2 separate regions of the Homo sapiens genome follow, and region 1 is linked to region 2. Evidence: read pairs that join two places in POLR2A ChIA-PET (ENCODE). Cell type or tissue: PC-9. All regions are shown on one strand. Region 1 has its middle 110 kb from the start of LINC02370. Region 2 holds the start of LOC124903062 (a long non-coding RNA gene).

Region 1 (4,000 bases), 1.1 Mb before region 2:
CCTTCTGTCGCCTAGCCTGTAGTGCAGTGGTGCGATCTCGGCTCACTGCAACCTCTGCCTCCCGGGTTCAAGTGATTCTCCTGTCTCAGCCTTCAGAGTAGCTGGGATTATAGGTGTATGCCACCATGTCTGGCTAATTTTTTGAATTTTTAGTAGAGACGGGGTTTCACCATGTTGCCCAGACTGGTCTCGAACTCCTGACCTCAGGTGATCCGCCCACCTTGGCCTCCCAAAGTGCTGGGATTACAGGCTTCAGCCACCGCTCCTGGCTGAGATTTTTTTATTTTCCTTTACATAGATTACAACAATGTGTGGAGAAGGCTTGAAGACTATTTGAAGATTGTTGCAATAATTTTTGTGTTTTATAAAGACGTGAATTCAAGTACATCTCTGTTCAGGCTCTTTATATACCTAAAGTCTTATGCCTAATTTCAAAGGAGTTTACACTCTATGAGAGTATTATTGAACACTTAATAAGAGTCAGGCAAATGCTTTACATGATTTATCTCGTTTAATCCTCACAACCATCCATTGTCACTAGGTAGGCCATACTGTCTTCCCTATACTATAAGTGAAGAAATTGAGGCCTTGGCAAGATTATGCACACTGGGCAATATCTCACAGCCAGTATATGTGGAGTCTAAATTTGAATCCAGGTGGTCTGAATCTAGAAGCTATATTCATGAACAATTTAACCTTTTATAATATAAATGTAAATGGACTTGCTTGAAGACAGAAAGTATTAACAGGAGTATATGATGCCTAGAGTCTAGGAATAGAACCAGAAACTCATGGTGAAGGGGTTAAGAGCATGAGCTTTGGGGACAGGAGGTAGCCCTTGGTTTCATTTCCAACCAATCCTTATTACCTCTGTAATTATATACAAGTTCCTGAAGACCTCTCAGAACTTTTGTTTCTTCATCTGCAAAAGAAGGTCATTGTGATGATGTATTTTATGTAAAACACATAGCACAGAATATAACACATAGTAAGTCCTTAATAAATATTAAGCAAAAGAGGGAAAGATATTCTAACTTTATCCATAACTATCTCTGAATGTTTATAAACAGAGTCCCTAGGGAAATACAAGTGCTGCCTGAATATCTGTGTTTAAGTGTAAACCCATCTAAATAAAATCAATTAAACTGGAAGCAATATTTCATAAGGAAAAGACTAGAGGTTACAGCTCTTAGCCTGCCTGCTATTAACCATCTTTGGGATCTTACTTAATATAGGACTTCATCATCACGATGCAGTTTAAGAGACTGCTTCCTGAACTGTCTATTCCAGACTTATGCTGTGTCCTGGGGAGGTAAGAGGGCTTATACATTGCCCCTGCCCCAACTTCACTAGATCAAGATTTTTCTCACTGATGAAATGCATAGGTGGAAGGTGAGAAAGGTTTTACTAAGCTGATTTAAATTATTTTGATTTTAAAATTAAAATTATTGTGATTTTTATCATTTAATTATTTTGCCAGATGCATCTATTGGGTATTAATGTAATGAATCACAGTTAAAAGTTTTCCCAATTATCAAAAATAAATAAATAAATAAATAAATAAATAAATAAATAAATAAATAAAACAAAGAGCATTTGCAGTGAGAATGGGCTGCAGTAGGGTGAGCACTGATGGGAATTGAAGTCCACAAGCTGGCAGGTGGGGCCCTCGTCCCCGGGGCACATGGCATAGGGAAGCAGGAGAGGCGCCCAGGCCTTGTGGGCCTGAGGTTTATGTGACTGGGAGGGTGTTCCTGGGGAAGACACTACAAAATCACACAGAGTTGCAAGGGACCCTCTCACACTCTGCAGAGGCCCATGTGACACGGCAGGGACAGGAACTGCAAGCAGCTCCACTGCAGGAGCACCTGCCCCCCTTGTGGCCATGCAGGGCATACACAGCCCGGCCATGCAGCAGCTCCCAGCCACTCCTCACATGCCCACAGCAACTATCGCCTAAGGAAGAGACGTCTCCCGACCACAGTCACCAGGCCACACGCTCCCTCCAATGGCTCCCTTCCTTTCTGGGTCAAAGCCTGACACTCCCTGGCTCCTGCCCCCACCCCTGCCTCAACATCTGTGCCCAGCCCCACAGCTCCATCTGCTCCTTAAACCCCCGAGCTCCTTACCTGGACATCAATGTGGTGGGGAAGGCCAGCGAGGAGCCTTAGAGGACGTGACTTTTAAGCAGAATCCTTAAGAAAGAGTGGAACGTGGCCAGGTAGAAATCTGACGGAAGTGTCCAGCAAAGGCAGGCCCGAGTCCCAGGATCCCCGACGGTTAGGAGCTTGGTTGGCTGAGGACAGGTGTGGGCAGCTCCTGCTGAGGCAGGAGAGGTAGGCAGCGCCAGGCAGTCAGGGCCTATTAGGACGAGGACTCACCCAGCCTGAGGAGACTCTGAGGAAACGCGTGATGCAGACAGACTTAAAACTGTAAGAGGCCCCATGGCTGCTCTGGACAGGGAGGGTTGGCGGGACAAAGGCAGGTGGAGGCGCCACGGAGTCTGTTCATGGGGGTTCAGGAGAGAGTGATGAGGGTGGGCTGGCACCGAGGGGGCTCCTCCAAGGGAGGGTTATGAGAAATTCCCTTGGGGCCAAAGGGGATTGACATGTGGTCATGGGAAGGGCAGCCCGGAGACTCCCTCCTGAATAGTCACCAAGGTCCAGTTCCCTTGTGCATGGCGGAACCCAGGCCTGTGGGCGGCTCTTCCACCCCATGGGGTGGGGGCACAGGACAGGGAGGAAGCACTTTGGGGACCCCTCAGAGCCCCGGTTCAGCGAACCTCAGGAGCCCGCGCAACCCACAGCCCATTCTGGAAATGGTGGTATCCCACCCAGGGGCCCAGTGGGGAGGGGAGGTGGGCCAGGCTTTCCACTGTGCTCTCCTTGTCATCTGCAGCTGAGACTCCAGCCCAGCTCACTCCTGTGTCTTCTCGTCCTAATCTCTGACATGAGTACAGTAGGACTCACCCGACAGCAGGTGCTCTCAGATCCCTGCCCATTTCTGGCCAAAAGAGCCTTCAGGACAGCCCGGCAGTGCCAGGAATCGGGAAGCTCATGGGGACCGCAAGGTCTGGAGATGGGAGGGCAGGGGAATGTGTGTGTGTATGTGTGTCTGTGTGTCTGTGTACGTGTGTGTGTGTGTCTGTGTATGTATGTGTGTGCATATGTATGTGTATGTGTGTGTATATGTGTGTGTGTGTGTCCTTCCTGGAGCTTCTTAGTGTACCTGCAAATGCCTCCAAGAGCAACCCACGTGCCTGTCCTGGGCCTGTGGCCCTGATGCCCTTTCATCCATGCCCCGCCCTTCCTGATCTGCTGGGAATTTGTGGGGGTTGGGGGCTGATCTGCTGCGAATTTGTAGAGTTGGGCTTCCCACACCCCTGGTCAGCTAGCCTCAGGCTGAGCTCAGACAGTGAGAGGCCCTGGTGGGTGATGGGGGGCGGGGAGGAGCCAGGCTATTCCCCATCCTTCTCTGCCTCAAGCGCCTCGGGCAGCTGCCTGTCTTCCCTGCCAGCTCCACGTCTCAGGGGTCCTGGGGCCACCACACACTGCGTGATTAGAGAGTGGACTCCATGGCTTATTACAGAGAAAGGCCACGTAGCAAGATCAGCAGGGGAGAAAGACCCAGGGGAGTCCACCAAACACGCGTCTTGCTCCAGCAACCAAGTCAGCAACACATCCAGAGTGTCGCTTCCCAGGGAGGCCGTGTAGGTCTCCGAGTGCGGGGCTTCTACAGGGGGCTGGTCACATAGGCACCCTCTGCCTGTGCAGCCACTGTGGTGACAGAAGTCAGGCGTGCGCTGATCACACTGCAGAGTCCAGGCAGCTGGTAGGGAACGGCTTAGTTCCCTGAGTGCACAAACGACCTGGTCAACCAGTCACTCAGGAAACGTTCCAAAAGCCAAGTTCCCGGATGCTGGCTGGGGATCACCCGGATGCTGGCTGGGGATTACCCGGATGCTGGCTGGGGATCACCCGGATGCTGGCTGGGGATCACC
Region 2 (4,000 bases):
TGGCGGGCGCCTGTGGTCCCAGCTACTGGGGAGGCCGAGGCAGGAGAATGGCTTGAACACGGGAGGTGGAACTTGCAGTGAGCCGAGATCGCGCCACTGCACTCCAGCCTGGGCGACAGAGCGAGACTCCATCTCAAAAAAAGAAAAAAAAGAAAACCCTGGAATTCCAGTCCGACCGCACAGGGCTCATCCCGTGCTCCTGGCATCCACTGGCTTCCCCACGGCGGGGAGCCCGCCTGCTCCCCTTGCAGATGCCCCTACTCCTCACCTGAGCCCAGCACCCACCCGGGGCCGCCCACCCGGCACAGCGCCTGCCCTCTGCTCGGCCCCGGCCACCCCAAGCCGGCGCAGGGTCCATGCTGTACTCCCAACCCCTGGCTCCCCACGGCCCGTGAGGATGCTCAGCCTCATGCAAAGGTCTCAGGACGAAATTGTCCAGGAAGGGAAGGCGAGCGGGAGGAAGGGGGCGGGCAGACAAGCTGTGCGGCCTCTTCTCGCCTCTCCTGGCTGCGCCCTCAGGTCCCCGATTCGAGCTTCCTGCCCCCACTGCCTGCATCCTACCGGCGCCTGACTGCACTTAGGGCCTCCTGGAAGTGCAGACTCGCCTCTCCATCTCAAGACCCTTAACTTACTTACACCTGCGAAGCTCCTGTTACCACATGTGGCAGCACTCCCAGGTTCCACGGCGGGGATGCGTCTCCGTGCCGTCGCTCAGCCGACCACGCAGCCCTCCCGGCCCCTTCCTGTCTTGGATGCGGCTGAGATTTCTGGAGCACAGCAGCCGTCCTGCAGCTGCAGCGAGTATTTAGAGTTCATAGCACAAGCCTGCCCCTATTTAAGTTGCAGAAATAACACATTTATCTCCAGGATTTGCCCCAACCCTTGCTCATCTCCAGGCCTCAGCCTTCCTGACACAATTCCACCTCCCTGGTACAGATGCTCGTGGCTCCTCAAGACACATTTTAAATCTTTTTTCTTTATTGAGCTGAAATTCACATCACATAAAATGAACCGTTTTAAAGCGTACAATTCGGTAGCATTTAGTCCATTTGCGATGTTGAGTGACCCTCACTCCCGTCTGGTTCCAAACGCTCTCCACCTGGAAGAGAACTCCCTCCCCGTGAGCATCTCTCCCACCGCCGCCCTGGCAACCCGGGCCTCCTCCCGCCTCCGGACCCGCCTGTTCTGGGCCTGCATAGAAACGGAAGCTCACAGTCGGGGCTGTGTGTCTGGCTTCTGTCCCCCATCGCCATTCTCCAGGCTCACCCCCTGCAGCCGTGCGGGCCTCATTCTTTTCCTGGTGGAATCCTGTTCCCTGGTGTGGAGGGCCACGCTGGGCTTATCTGTCGATCGTTTGTGGACACCTGAGCAGCTATGAAGAGTCTGCTTTGAACATCTGTGGACAACAATTTGTGTGACGTCTGTTTCCGATTCTCTTGGGTTTGTCCCAGGAGTGAGCTTTGGGGTCAGATGTCCAAGTTCACAGTCACACTCGAGCCGTGACCTCGGCCGGGGCCTTGCCAGGTCCAGTCCTGGCCTCAAGATGCCCCTTCAGGGTCAGCCCGCAGCCAGGGGTCCCAGAGCAGGCAAGGGCTTGAGGAGGGCCTCCCGGGGCTGGGGCACCTGCCTTTCAGGTGAAATATCAGAGTGTTCAACCCAGACCATACCAATGGCACCCGCGCGGAGTGCAGTCACCAGGGAACCGCCCTGCGGCGATGGCCCCGGCGGGGAGAGGGTGGGTGACGTGCGCTGCGGAGCATCTGCCCTGGTGGAGGTGCAGCCCCACTCAAAAAGGTTCACCGTGTGAGTTAAAGATGTTTACTGTGAACCCTGAAGCAACCACTAAAACAACAAAACAAAATTCTGGCTCATAAGCCAACAACTGCAATCAAACAGGATCATCAAACAGAATCCAAGGAAGGAAGAGGAAATGGGAAAGGGAGAGCCGGTGACAGCAGCGGGAGCAGAGAGCAGGACGGCGGGCGTGGCCTCTACACAGTGAGACCAATGGGAGCAGAGAACAGGATGGCAGGCGTGGCCTCTGCATAGTGAGACCAAAGGGAGCAGAGAACAGGAAGGTGGGCGTGGCAACTGCACACTGAGACCAATGGGAACAGAGCAGGACAGCAGGCGTGGCCTCCACGCAGCCACAGCCACACCGGAGCAAGTGGTCAGACAGCCCCAGTTAAGAGCAGAGATTGCCAGGGAGGGTAGGACAGCAAAACCCAACGCTAAACTGCTCATGAGAAATGCACTTTAGATATGGACACCAATAAGTCAAAAGGACAGGAAAAGCTATGCCATGCAAACAAAAATTTTTAAAACCTGCAGTGACTATGTCAATATCAAAGTAACTTCAGGGGCCGAGCACGGTGGCTCACGCCTGTAATCCCAACACTTTGGGAAGCTGAGGCGGGCAGATGACTTGAGGTCAGGAGTTCGAGTCCAGCCTGGCCAACATGGCGAAACCCTATCTCTACGAAAAATACAAAAAGTAGCTGGGCATGGTGGTGGGCGCCTGTAATCCCAGCTACTTGGGAGGCTGAGGCAGGAGAATCACTTGAACCTGGGAAACAGAGGTTGCAGTGAGCCGAGATCGTGCCACTGCACTCCAGCCTGGGCAACAGAGCGAGACCTTGTCTCAAATAAAATAAAATAAAAACAAATATATATTAAAATTTTAAAAAATTGCAGCTGGACACGGTGGCTCACGCCTGTAATCCCAGCACTTCGAGAGGCCGAGGCAGGTGGATCACCTGAGGTCAGGAGTTCTAGACCAGCCTGGCCAACATGGTGAAACCCCGTCTCTACTAAAAATACAAAAATTAGCTGGGCATGGTGGCGGGCGCCTGTAATCCCAGCTACTTGGGAGGCTGAGGCAGGAGAATCACTTGAACCCAGGAAGCAAAGGTTGCAGTGAGCCGAAATCCCGCCACTGCACTCCAGCCTGGGCGACAGAGTGAGACTCCATCTCAAAAAAAAAAAAAAAAAAAAGAATTCCCAGGCAAAGAGCTATCAAGGATGAAGATGCTCTCAGGCAGTCTCAGGCAGGCAAGGGTTCAGGCACACATTTATTCCCTGCATATTTTCTTTGGAAGCTACCAGAGGAAACATTTAAGTAAAATAAGAGTGCACACCAACAAAAAGAACCCAACTGGAAGGACAGCAAAGAGAAGCTCCAGATGACCGCCTCGCAGCAGTTAGAGGTGGAGTCTGGGCTGGCTGCAGCGGCTTACGCCTGTAATCCCTTTGGGAGGCCAGGATGGGAGGTTCGTTTGAGGCCAGGAGTTTGAGACCAGTCTGGGCAACATAGCAAGACCCCATCTCTACAAATAAATAAATTAGCTGGGCATGGAGATACGTGCCTGTGGTCCCAACTACTTGAGAGGCTGAGGCGGGAGGACCCCTTGAGCCCAGGAAGCGGAGGCTGCAGCGAGCCGGGATTGCACCACTGCACTCCAGCCTGGGCAACCATATCTGTCCTCACGAGACACAGGAACCTCATGCTAAGGGAAGAGGCATCGGGGAAGAAAACATGCAGCATAAAGTTCCTGATTTCTCACCCCATGAACTCGACAATTAGCTTGTCAAATTGTGTTAAATTTTTTAGCTGTGACCTTTATGTTGGGATAGCACTGGATTTATAAGTGAATTTGGGGGAGAATCGATGTGGATCTGAAACACCACACAGCTCTCAGGGCTGATTCCGTTTCCTCTTTCGTCATCTGGTGAAGGTTTTGATTTTCCTCATCTAAGTCTCGGAGCTCCTGGTGAGTTTACTTCCAGGTGTTCAAGCTTTGACGACGGTGGTGAGTTGTCGCGGGCCACTGTGGCCCGGGTGACTGGACGTTTTCTGTTTGTATCTTGCTCCCTGGCTATGGCAGATGCTCCACTTGCCAGGTATACTCAGCTCCCCACACCGCGAGCACACGCAGGACTGTGCGTCCAGCCCTCATGGCTGTTCTGGTTACAGGCCCGTTGGGGAGCGTGCGCTGCCTTG

Evidence for each region. Peaks named below come from ENCODE experiments on the same cell type or tissue, not always from the same donor. Only the 100,000 strongest peaks of a DNase experiment are listed, where the experiment ranks them.
Region 1: POLR2A ChIA-PET joins it to region 2 with 8 read pairs; 1 of 35 experiments calls an interaction of 5 or more read pairs at or near these places.

Annotation. Positions count from the first base shown.
Region 1 is chr12:131,453,017-131,457,016 of GRCh38, forward strand. It overlaps a transcript of LOC101929974 not described here. Among named protein-coding and RNA genes, the nearest start is that of LINC02370, 110 kb to the left of the region's middle. RefSeq lists an enhancer at 1,656-2,161 and a silencer at 1,738-1,787. In PC-9, CTCF peaks have their summits at 1,887 and 2,100; a DNase peak (open chromatin) is centred at 1,872; H3K27me3 peaks cover 1,962 bases.
Region 2 is chr12:132,592,075-132,596,074 of GRCh38, forward strand. It overlaps LOC124903062 (a long non-coding RNA gene), which reads right to left and starts at 2,390. Exons shown (of 2, transcript XR_007063549.1): 1 at 1,267-2,390; 2 at 957-1,099. It also overlaps a transcript of LOC105370094 not described here. RefSeq lists an enhancer at 2,054-2,103. In PC-9, no CTCF peak of the experiment used is centred here; a DNase peak (open chromatin) is centred at 2,067; H3K27me3 peaks cover 1,367 bases.